Linked DNA regions of Homo sapiens: region 1 is linked to region 2. Evidence: read pairs that join two places in POLR2A ChIA-PET (ENCODE). Cell type or tissue: OCI-LY7. All regions are shown on one strand. Each heading gives the region's core, and the rest is flanking DNA. Links, peaks and the distances in the headings are about the cores only.

Region 1 (8,491 bases), core at 2,462-6,461, 58 kb after region 2:
TGGTTTCAGGTCTTTGCTATTGTGAACAGTGCTGCAATAAACATACGTGTGCATGTGTCTTTATGATAGAATGATTTATAATCCTTTGGGTATATACCAATAATGAGATTGCTGGGTCAAATGGTATTTCTGGTTCTAGATCCTTGAGGAATCGCCACACTGTCTTCCACAATGGTTGAACTAATTTATACTCCCACAAACAGTGTAAAAGTGTTCCTATTTCTCCACATCTTCTCCAGCATCTGTTGTTTCCTGACTTTTTAATGATTGCCATTGTAACTGGTGTGAGATAGTATTTCATTGTGGTTTTGATTTGCATTTCTCTAATGACCAGTGACGATGAGCTCTTTTTCATGTTTGTTGTCTGCATAAATACCTTCTTTTGAGAAGTATCTGATATCCTTTTCTGATACCCTTTGCCCACTTTTTGATGTTTGTGTGTGTGTGTGTGTGTGTGTGTGTGTGTGTAAATTTGCTTAAGTTCCTTGTAGATTCTGGATATTAGCCCTTTGACAGGTGGATAGATTGCAGCAATTTTCTCCTATTCTGTAGGTTGCCTGTTCACTCTGATGACAGTTTCTTTTACTGTGCAGAAACTCCTTAGTTTAATTAGATCCCATTTGTCAAGTTTGGCTTTTATTGCCAGTGCTTTTGGTGTTTTAGTCATGAAGTCTTTCCCCATGCCTGTGTCCTGAATGGTATTGCCTAGGTTTTCTTCTAGGGTTTTTATGGTTTTAGGTCTTACGTTCAAGTCTTTAATCCATCTTGAGTTAATTTTTATATAAGATGTAAAGAAGGGGTCCAGTTTCAGTTTTCTGCATATGGCTAGCCAGTTTTCCCAACATCATTTATTAAATAGGGAATCCTTTCCCCATTGCTTGTTTTTGTCAGGTTTGTCAAAGCTCAGATTGTTATAGATGTGTGGCATTTTTTCTGAGGCCCCTGTTCTGTTCCATTGGTCTATATATCTGTTTTGGTACCAGTATCATGCTGTTTTGGTTACCGTAGGCTTGTAGTATAGTTTGAAGTCAGGTAGCATGATGCCTCTAACTTTGTTCTTTTTGCTTAGAATTGTCTTGGCTATACAGGCTGTTTTTTGGTTCCATATGAAATTTAAAGTAGTTTTTTCTAATTCTGTGAAGAAAGTCAATAGTAGCTTGATGGGTATAGCATTGAATCTTATAAATTACTTTGGGCAGTATGACCATTTTCACAAAACTGATTCTTCCTATTCACGAGCATGGAATGTATTTCCATTTGGTTGTGTCCTTTCTTATTTCCTTGAGCAGTGGTTTGTAGTTCTCCTTGAAGAGGTCCTTCACATCCCTTGTAAGTTGTATTCCTAGGTATTTTATTCTTTTTGTAGCAATTGTGAATGGGAGTTCACTCATGATTTGGCTCTCTGTTTGTCTATTACTGGCGTATAGGAATGCTTGTAATTTTTGCACATTGATTTTGTATCCTGAGACTTTGCTGAAGTTGCTTATTAGCTTAAGGAGATTTTGGGCTGAGACGACGGGGTTTTCTAAATATTCAATCATGTAATCTGTAAACAGACGATTTGATTTCCTCTCTTCCTATTTAAATACCCTTTATTTCTTTCTTTTCCCTGATTACCCTTACCAGAACTTCCAGTACTATGATGAAAAGGAGTGGTGAGAAAGGGCATCCTTGTCTTTTGCCAATTTTCAAAGGGAATGCTTCCAGCTTTTGCCCATTCAGTATGATATTGGCTGTGGGTTTGTCATAAATAGCTCTTAATATTTTGAGATATGCTCCATCAATACCTAGTTTATTGAGAGTTTTTAGTGTGAAGGGGTGTTGAATTTTATCAAAGGTCTTTTCTGTATCTATTGAGATAATCATGTGTTTTTTGTCATTGGTTCTGTTTATATGATGGATTATGTTTATTGATTTGCGTATGTTGAACCATCCTAGCATCCCAGGAATGACGCTGACTTGATTGTGGTGGATAAGCTTTTGATGTGCTGCTGGATTCGGTTTGCCAGTATTTTATTGATGCCTCAATGTTCAGCAGGGATACTGGCCTGAAATTTTATATTTTTGTTGTGTCTCTGCCAGGTTTTGATATCAGGATGATGCTGGCTTCATAAAATGAGTTAGGGAGGAATCCCTCTTTTTCTATTGTTTGGAATAATTTCAGAAGGTATGATACCAGCTTCTCTTTGTACCTCTGGTAGAATTTTGCTGTGAATCCATCTGGTCCTGGGCTTTGGTTGGTTGGTAGGCTATTAATTACTGCTTCAATTTCACACTTGTTATTGGTCTATTCAGGGATTTGACTTCTTCCTGGTTTAGACTTGGGAGGGTGTATAAGTCTAGGAATTTTATCCATTTCTTCTAGATTTTCTAGTTTATTTGCATAGAGGTATTTATAGTATTCTCTGATGGTAGTTTGTATTTCTGTGGGATCAATGGTGATATCCCCTTTATCATGTTTCATTGTGTCTATTTGATTCTTTCCTCTTCTTCTTTATTAGTCTGGCTAGTGGTCTGTCTACTTTGTTAATCTTTTCAAAAAACTAACACCTGGATTCATTGATTTTTTTGAAGGGTTTTTCATGTCTCTATCTCTTTCAGTTCTGCTCTGATCTTAGTTATTTCTTGTCTTCTGCTAGCTTTTGAATTTGTTTGCTCTTGCTTCTCTAGTTCTTTTAATTGTGATCTTAGGGTATTGATTTCAGATCTTCCCCATTTTCTCCTGTGGGCAATTTAGTGCTATAAATTTCCCTCTAAACACTGCTTTAGCTGTGTCCCAGAGATTCTGGTACATTGTATCTTTGTTCTCATTGGTTTCAAAGAACTTACTTATTTCTGCCTTAAATTCATTATTTACCCAGTAGTCATTCAGGAGCAGGTTGTTCGGTTTCCATGTAGTTGTGCAGTTTTGAGTGAGTGTCTTAATTCTGAGTTCTAATTTGATTGCACTGTGGTCTGAGAGATTGTTATAATTTCTGTTCTTTTCCATTTGCTAAGGAGTTTTTTACTTCTAATTATGTGGTCGATTTTAGAATAAGTGCGATGTGGTGCTGAGAAGAATGTATATTATGTTGATTTGGGGTGGAGAGTTCTGTAGATGTCTATTAGGTCTGCTTGGTTCAGAGCTGAGTTCAAGCCCTGAGTATCCTTGTTAATTTTCTGTCTCATTGATCTGTCCAATATTGACAGTGGGGTGTTAAATTCTCCCACTATTACTGTGTGGGAGTCTAAGTCTCTTTGTACATCTCTAAGGACTTGCTTTATGAATCTGGGTGCTCATGTATTGGGTGCATATATATTTAGGACAGTTAGCTCTTCTTGTTGAATTGATCCTTTTACCATTATATAATGCTCTTCTTTGTCTTTTTTGATCTTTGTTGGTTTAAAGTTTGTTTTATCAGAGACTAGGATTGCAACCCCTATTTTTTTTTGCTTTCCATTTGCTTGGTAAATCTTCCTCCATCCCTTTATTTTGAGCCTACGTGTGTCTTTGCATGTGAGATGGGTCTCCTGAATACAGCACACTGATGGGTCTTGACTCTTTATCCAATTTTGCCAGTCTGTGTCTTTTAATTGGGGCATTTAGCCCATTTACATTTAAGGTTAATATTGTCATGTGTGAATTGGATCCTGTCATTATAATGCTAGCTGTTTATTTTGCCCATTAGTTGATGCAGTTTCTTCATAGTGTCAATGGTGTTTACAGTTTGGTATGTTTTTGCAGTGGCTGGTACTGGTTTTTCCTTTTCATATTTAGTGCTTCCTTCAGGAGCTCTTATAAGGCAGGCCTGGCGGTGGCAAAATCTCCCAGCATTTCCTTGTCTATAAATAATTTTATTTCTCCTTCACTTATGAAGCTTAGTTTGGCTGGATATGAAATTCTGGGTTGAAAATTTTTTTCTTTAGAAATGTTGAATATTGGCCTTCACTCTCTTCTGGCTTGTGGGGTTTCTGCTGAGAGACCCACTGTTAGTCTGATGGACTTCCCTTTGTGGGTAACCCGACCTTTCTCTCTGGCTCCCGTTAACATTTTTTCCTTCATTTCAACCTTGGTGAATCTGACGATTATGTGTCTTGGGTTTCCTCTCCTCGAGGAGTATCTTTGTGGTGTTCTCTGTATTTCCTGCATTTGAATGTTGGCCTGTCTTGCTGGGCTGGTTAAGTTCTCTTGGATAGGATTCTGAAGAGTGTTTTCCAACTTGGTTCCATTCTCCCCATCACTTTCAGGTACACCAATCAAACATAGGTTTGGTCTTTTCACATAGTGCCATATTTCTTGGAGGCTTCGTTCATTTCTTTTCATTCTTTTTTCTCTCATCTTGTGTTCACGTTTTATTTCATTAAATTGATCTTCAGTCTCCAATATTCTTTCTTCCACTTGATCAATTCAGCTATTGATACTTGTGTATGCTTCACAAAATTCTCATACTGTGTTATTCAACTCCATCAGGTCATTCATGTTCTTCTCTAAACTGGTTATTCTAGTTAGCAATTCCTCTAACCTTTTTTCAGCGTTCTTAGCTTCCTTGCATTTGGTTAGAACATGCTCCTTTAGCTTAGAGGAGTTTGTTATTACCCATCTTCTGAAGCCTACTTCTGTCAATTCGTCAAACTCATTCTCCATCCAATTTTGTTCCCTTAGTGGTGAGGAGTCATGATCCTTTGGAGGAGAAGAGGCATTCTGGTTTTTGGAATTTTCAGCCTTTTTTTGCTGGTTTTTCCTCATCTTCATGGATTTATCTACTTTGTTCTTTGATGATGGTGACCTTCAGATGGGGTTTCTGTGTGGATGTCCTTTTTTTTTTATCTTGATGCTATTCCTTTCTGTTTGTTAGTTTTCCTTCTAACAGTCAGGCCCCTCTGATGCAGGTCTGTTGGAGTTTGCTAGAGGTACACTCCAGACCATGTTTGCCTGGGTATCAGCAGCGAAGGCTGCAGAACAGCAAAGATTGCTGCCTGTTCCTTCCTCTGAAAGCTTCATCCCAGTGGGGCACCTGCCAGATGCCAGCCAGAGCTCTCCTTTATGAGGTGTCTGTCAACCCCTGCTGGGAGGTGTCTCCCAGTAAGGGGGCACAGGGGTCAGGGACCCACTTGAGGAGGCAGTCTGTCCCTTAGCAGAGCTCAAGTGCTGTGCTGGGAGATCCACTGCTTTCTTCAGAGCCAGCACGTAGGAATGTTTAAGTCTGCCAAAGCTGAGCCCCTTCCCCTAGGTGCTCTGTCCCACAGAGATGGGAGTTTTATCTATAAGGCCCTGACTGGGTCTGCTGCCATTCTTTCAGAGACGCCCTGCCCAGAAGGAGGAATCTAGAGGGGCAGTCTGGCTGCAGTGGCTTTGTGGCACTGTGGTGGGCTCTGCCCAGTCCGAACTTCCTGGTGGCTTTGTTTATACTGTGAGGGGAAAACTGCCTACTGAAGCCTCAGTAATGGTGGACACCCCTCCCCACACTAAGCTCAAGTGTCCCAGGTTGACTTCAGACTGCTGTGCTGGCAGCAAGGATTTCAAGCTAGTGGATCTTAGCTTACTGGGCTCCGTAGGGGTGGGATCTCCTGAGCTAGACTACATGGCTCCCTGGCTTCAGCCCCCTTCCCAGGGGAGTGAATGGTTCTGTCTTGCTGGTGTTCCAGGTGCCACTGAGGTATGAAAAAATCCTCCTGCAGCTAGTTAGGTGTCTGCCCAAGTGGCCACCCAGTTTTGTGCTTGAAACCCAGGGCCCTGGTATTATAGGAACCCGAGGGAATCTCCTGGTCTGTGGGTTGTGAAGACCATGGGAAAAGAGTAGTATCTGGGCTGGAATGCACCGTTCCTTATGGCACAGTCCCTCAGGTCTTCCCTTGGCTAGGGGAGGGAGTTCTCTGACCCCTTGCGTTTCCCAGGTGAGGCGACATCCTACCCTGCTTCTGCTTGCCCTCTGTGGACTGCCACCCACTGTTTAACCAGTCCCAGTGAGAAGAGCCAGGTATCTCAGTTGGAAATGCAGAAATCACCTGTCTTCTGCATTGATCTCGCTGGGAGCTGCAGACTGGAGCTGTTTCTATTTGGCCATCTTGCCAGTCACCACTGTTAGAGAATATCTTACTGGGATGATGGTGTTTGAGTAAAGACCTGGAGAGAGTGAGAGAGTGAGCCATGTGGTTACCTGGGGAAAGAGTGTCTAGCAAGTGCAAAGACCCTATGGTAAAATCATGTCTGGCTTGTGCAGGAACAGCAGAGAGGCCAGTGTGGCTGTAGTGGAGTGATCAATGGGGAGATGGGGGAGTGGAGGTAACAGAGGTTATGCAAGGTTGTGTAGGGCTTTGGAGGTCTTCTTAGGGACTTTGGCTTGTTGCTTTGTTCTTCTTACTCATGACTTGCACCTTGCAGTCTAAGACGGCTGCCTTAGCTCCTGGCATTCCATCCAGCAGCAAAGGAGAAGAGGAGAAGGTGGGTTTGAGCCTTTCCTTCAAGGCACAAGCTGAAAGCTGAACCAATCATTGCCTCTCCCATCACCTCAGAAGGAGTTAGTCACACAGTCATGCCTAACTGTGAGGAGGCTGGGCAGTTTGTCTCATTCTTGGGGGCCAAGAATACAGATAAATTCAGATTCTAGTATTTATGAAAGAAAGGGAGAGGGATCTTGGAGGACAGTAACAGCATCTGCCAACAAACCTGTTCTTTGAAAAAGAAAAAAAACCCCTTGAAATTAGATATCTGATTATCCTTTAATAATGGAATCAGCTTTTAATGAAAGGAAACCACAATGCCAATCTTTTAGCCATGAAAGTACTTTAGTTTTGGGAAACGTGCTGAAAATCTTTTCTTGTTCCACTGTGGAAGCTCTGTTTATGATCCAATGAACTAAACAAAAAGCCTTGTTGGACTGACCCATGAACCAAAGAGAAAAATCCAGGTAGAATTAAGTTTAATCATTTCTCTACTCTATCATAAGTAATAATTTTCTTTTATAATATATCTATTTCTATGCAATGTAAAAATATGCAAATTCTTTTGTTAAGCTGTTTTATGATTGTCTTTACCCATCTGAAGAATTTGTATAGACATCAAGTTTTGTGAGGCATGTCTGACTTTGATAATGATAAAAAGACTTAAAACAAGGCTAATGCAGAAAACAGTTATAGTCATAAATTGAACTTATTGTCGATCACACCAGAAATAAATAAATGAAGAATGAACTCACTAGGCTTTTATGCTTTGGCCATTCAGAGAAAAGTCCTTTTATTCTCTAACACTATACAAATCATAGTTTAATTTCTGGTGTTTGAGACAGAGACCATCTGCAATGGTTTGGAAAAAAAAGTGTTTTTGACATCTCCAAACCAAATCACCACTTGGAGTCACGTATTTTTTTGATAGTTAAGGCTGAATGAATGAATGAATGAATGAATCCTGAGAGGTTGCCTTTTTCTACATATTAGAAACTCGGAGTTGGAAAGAAGCATAAGGATTGGGCGGTCAGTTCTCAATCCTTCTACAGCATCTGGTCTGCCTTGAACACCTTGAGTGACAGAGGACTCATCTTCCACAGCAATCTGTTCCTTTGTCTTTTAGCACAGATGATTAGAACTTTCTTGTTTTCTTAAGCCACTTTCTGTTTTCCTTCAATAGATGCAAGTTGTCCTCAGTATGACCAATACAAGGTAAGTTTTATTACTCTTTCTCATGACAACTTTTCTCCTGAGAAAGGGAAGGGGGACCCAGAGCTTGCCCTTGAAAAATCCATGTTGTGCCACAGTGATCAGTGGGTTCCAAGACTGAGAGCTTTCTATGTTGGGCAACAGATCAACACTACCGGATCAGTTCTGAAATGAACCAGGGAAAGTTGGTGGCTTAGAATTTTATCACCTGCTTGCTCTCTGTGTTTGGGCAAATCACCTAATAATAGCTGTTAATCATTGCTACTGATTAAAACATAGAGTATTTAGTATGACAGAAAATGTGTTTAACTATTTGCTTTTTACACTGTTGGTGGGAGTGTAAATTAGTTAAACTATTGTGGAAGACAGTGTGGCTATTCTTCAAGGATCTAGAACTAGAATTACCATTTGACCCAGCAATCCCATTACTGGGTATATACCGAAAGGATTATAAATCATGCTACTATGAAGACACGTGCACATGTATGTTTATTGCAGCACTATTCACAATAGCAAAAACTTGGAACCGACCCAAATGTCCATCAATGATAGACTGGATTAAGAAACTGTGGCACATATACACAATAGAATACTATGCAGCCATAAAAAGGGATGAATTGATGTCCTTTGCAGGGACATGGATGAAGCTGGAAACCATCATTCTCAGCAAACTATCGGAAGGACAGAAAACCAAACACCACATGTTCTCACTCATAGGTGGGAATTGAACAATGAGATCACTTGGACACAGGGCAGGGAACACCACACACCAGGGCCTGCCAGGGGCTGGGGGGCTGGGGGAGGGATAGCATTAGGAGAAATACTTAAATGATGAGTTGATGGGTGCAGCAAACCAACA
Region 2 (4,000 bases), core at 1-4,000:
TTCAGAGAGGCAACTTTCGTTTTGGCGGCAGGGAGAGAAGGCCCTCCTATCATCTGGTGGTAAGACGGGGGCTTCAGAAAGAGGCAGGAAGAGCTCTGCGAATGTTAGGTGGCTCAGTGGGGAGTTCAGGAAGTCACTGTTGTGTTCTTAAAGAGGCTATGCCAGAGGATTTTGGAGACCCAGATGCTTCATTCAATGAACTACAAATGGTGAGTACCTCTGTGAGACATTGAGTTGTCTAGTCCTACTCCTTACCTTTTCCATTTTCACCTCCCTTATTCCTGCCCTTCTAGGAGGCTAACGTGGAACTGTGTTTGTAGCCATGTTGAGGTAGGAGAAGAGTGTATCTCTTTATTTTTGTTTTTGAAGGCATTAAAAAAAATCTTAGGACTGTATGGAAGTACACACTCTGACATCACTTATAGGTGTCGCTAGGAGGAGGTGTGGATGCTTAATGACCCAACAGGAGATGTGACCCCTTGGGAGGCTTCCAGACCTTGCTTTCCTCTCTGGGCTGGCCAAGATGCTGGGTGTCCAGAAGAGGAGCTGTGGCCTCCAGGGACTGTTAGGTTACTCAGGGGGAAAACCACAGCGAACTGATTGGACCCCTTGCTGTCTGGGAGAAGTTCACTCTTTGAACCAGCCTGTCCCTGCCCTGCAATGTCCTCATGTGCCTAAAAGAAAAGAAATAAAGAGGTTGTAATTCCAAGTTAATCACCTAATAAGGGAGGCTGCTTGGGATGATGAGAGAAAAAAAAAACTAAAATGCATGGGAATGCCTTTGGAGAAGCACTTAGAACACCTGAGTGGGGAGATTGTTGGCAGAAAAGCTAAAGATGTGGCTTGGGTTTGTGTTTTAGGGTGAAGCTGAAGCAAAGCTCAAGGGACCTGTTTGTTACACACGGTCTCCAGCCTTTGTGCCCGTGGGAATATGGGCTCCGGGGGGTAGTCAGGGCTTGAGGTGTGGGGAAAAGGAGTGCCCAAATAAGTGCCTATCATCCGAGATTCAGAAGAAATCCTGTGAAGAATCTGGAGTTGTTTCAGAAGTTGCTTCAACCTAGAAGCCTTTCCTGAAACTCAGAATTATTGCACGCATACACACACACACACACACACACACACACACACACACACACACACACACACACACACATTCTTCAGGGGCAATGCCTCTTTAGTTTTTTATTTTCTTTTATTCTAGAAGGGGAGAGAATAGCATTGAGGTGGGATAACCAAAATGGGATTATTTTAAAATGCACTTTCCCTCCCCATTCTACAGGGGATTGAGGAGGATTATGTGCAGCTTTCATGAAATGTCTTGTGTTCCTCTCTGGGAAAGAAACTGTAAATGTCAAGTTATCAGTCTCTGTGATAACAGCTCACACAGGTACAGGCAGACCCAGCAGGGAGGAAAGAGCATGGCTGGCCCATACACTAGTGTCACCTGCAGTTACCAAGACCAAGACCCTAGTAGTCTGGTGTAGCCAACAGATGGAGAGGTGACAACAACTAGAGTCAGGGAAGGGGATGGGGAGCATGGCGACACGTGAGAGGTACCAACCACCCTGCAGAGGGTTGACAAAGCAGAAGCAGCAGGCTTAGTAGGTGCAGCCCCTCACTTCTCAAACCCAACCTCCAGGTGCCACTTTTATGCTTAGTGTTAACTGAGCTGCTCAGACCCTGATGTGCAAGCAAGCCACCTGGAGATCTTGTTAAAATAAAATTTCTGATTCAGTAAGCCTGAGGCTAGGGCTCCCCAGGTGATGTTGCTGCTGCTGGCCTGGGTACTATGCTCTGATTAGCAAGGTGTTAAGAGAATCTCAGGTCACAGCTGTATTTTTAGGTTGCACAGCTGCAATAGAAAGGTGAATCAAATTGTGTACAAAGATATACAAACACATTCTGCTGTCACTTAAGCTTACTAGTGTCAGGGGGAAATTGTCCAGATAACTCCAAATCTTTTGAATTTGGATTTGGAATGCTTTATATGAGTAAATGTTTGCTTTCTATGGCTGACAGTTGATGTTGGGGTGTTCAGGTCTATATAAAGATGGCTTAGTAACTTTTTTTTTTTTTTTGAGATGGATTCTCACTCTGTCACCCAGGCTGGAGTGCAGTGGTGTGATCTCGGCTCAATGCAACCTCCACCTCCCAGGTTCAAGCAATTCTCATGTCTCAGCATCCTGAGTAGCTGGGATTACAAGCATGTGCCACCACACCGGGCTCATTTTTGTATTTTTAGTAGAGATGGGGTTTCTCCATGTTGGCCAGTCTGGTCTTGAACTCCTGGCCTGAAGTGATCTACCCACCTCGGCCTCCCAGAGTGCTGGGATTACAGGCATAAGCCACTGCGCCCGGCCCTAAGATGGCTTAGTACTTATTGAGTACACACCAGCTGAGGGGAGGAGCATGCTGAGTGACAGGGGAGGCGAGCTTGCCATGTTCCTTGGCCAAGGACCACCTATAAAGTGTACAGCTTAACTGTGCATAGTTGGGAGCTGGCTTTTGCACTGGATATGTCTCCTCTGGTTAGGCTAGAGAGGGGAAGTTAACACTGTGCTCTTAAGGCTCCCTCTTCTAAGGAAGAAAATTAGGTAGGAAGAGACAGAACATAATGGCAAGAGAATGAAAGTCACGATATTGTTTGGGATTCTATTTTTTATCTTTGGGACGAGAGAAAAATGAATTCCATAGGAAGAAGGACAAATCAAGGGGAACAACATTAAAAAAAGAAGAAACAAAAGAGATGAGTGATGAAGAGAGGAAGGAAATCTCCTCAGTAGATAAAACAGATTTGCCAAATATATTACATTCATTAAGATTTTTCTCTGCTTATAATGTGTGCTTTTCGGAGGCTTTTCTTAGCATTAACGGACGCTCTGGGAGAGGAGAAAGTTGGCAGAGAGAAGCCTAGCAAATATATAAATAAGCTTTGGAGGTTTCAGAAGTTTCTCTTCCCACAATAGAATGTTCTGCAGCCTGGGCAAACTTTTTCTTACTTAAACAAATGCTTTGAAAGACAAAGATTTCATATCGTCAGTGGAACATTCAGACTAATAATTGCCTCTGTTCTTCTGCCTTGAAGTCTCAACAGCCAGCAGATTTATGATTCACTTTCAGCAATAAGCTCCTTCAAATAAATACCACTTTCCCCAGCTGCAAATTGAGTTTTCGCAAACACACAGAGATAGACTTCACTAACAGGAACTAAGTTTTCTTGGTGTGTATGTATATATGATGGTGAAACAATGTGTTTGCTTTCTTTCCCCCATCTTCTTGGGGGAAGATTGACTTGAACACTTTATTAAAAAATAACACTTTTAAGCAGCTGATTTGCCACCAGAAAGACTTTTTAGAAACTTGTGTTTGGGGAGCAAGGGGTGGAGATGAGAAGAGAACAGAAGGAAATTTGACTTTTCCCTTAGGTTTGTGAACCTCAGAAATCTTATGCAGTCTAAGGTTGAGGAGTTGAAACCTATTTACTTGGTAACTGTGGGGGAGATAATTTCAAAATTCTTAAAGCAAAATAAATGACACAAGCACATGTAGACATCAGAATTAAATTGAGGGCTGAAGAACCTGTGTTGGGATTCAGACTCTTTTATGTCAACATGTCTTCTATCCGTGCCTTTCAAGTGTCCAGACCAAGTCCATGAACATGATTGGGTTCCTTATTATTAAGGAACATTATTGGGTTCCGTAAATACTCCTGGCAGTGGGTGTGAGGCATGCATCCTCAAGGATGTGAGGCATGACACTGACACCCAAACAGATACATTTAAGTTGAGAACAACATGGTGGAAACACAGCTGTGTGAGTGCAGAGGATGCCCAATCTGGGGTACGGGGCAGGATAGCGGGTCCTCGAAGAGTCCTGCCTTGCTCTGGGAGGTGGCAGTCCCTACACGTTCTTGTCCACAAGCATTAAGCAGAGTAGAAGGCAACCAGGCCTCTTTCAACAGACCCAGGACACTATTTCTTTGGCCGGATCTCATGACACT

The links. Peaks named below come from ENCODE experiments on the same cell type or tissue, not always from the same donor. Only the 100,000 strongest peaks of a DNase experiment are listed, where the experiment ranks them.
Region 1: POLR2A ChIA-PET joins it to region 2 with 5 read pairs; 2 of 35 experiments call an interaction of 5 or more read pairs at or near these places.

Annotation. Positions count from the first base shown.
Region 1 is chr12:98,199,249-98,207,739 of GRCh38, reverse strand. No RefSeq gene overlaps it. Among named protein-coding and RNA genes, the nearest start is that of MIR4303, 210 kb to the right of the region's middle. In OCI-LY7, for the core only: no CTCF peak of the experiment used is centred there; no DNase peak of the experiment used is centred there.
Region 2 is chr12:98,258,935-98,262,934 of GRCh38, reverse strand. No RefSeq gene overlaps it. Among named protein-coding and RNA genes, the nearest start is that of TRD-GTC1-1, 240 kb to the left of the region's middle. In OCI-LY7, for the core only: a CTCF peak has its summit at 1,784; DNase peaks (open chromatin) are centred at 1,694, 2,454 and 3,104; H3K4me3 peaks cover 3,131 bases; H3K27ac peaks cover 4,000 bases.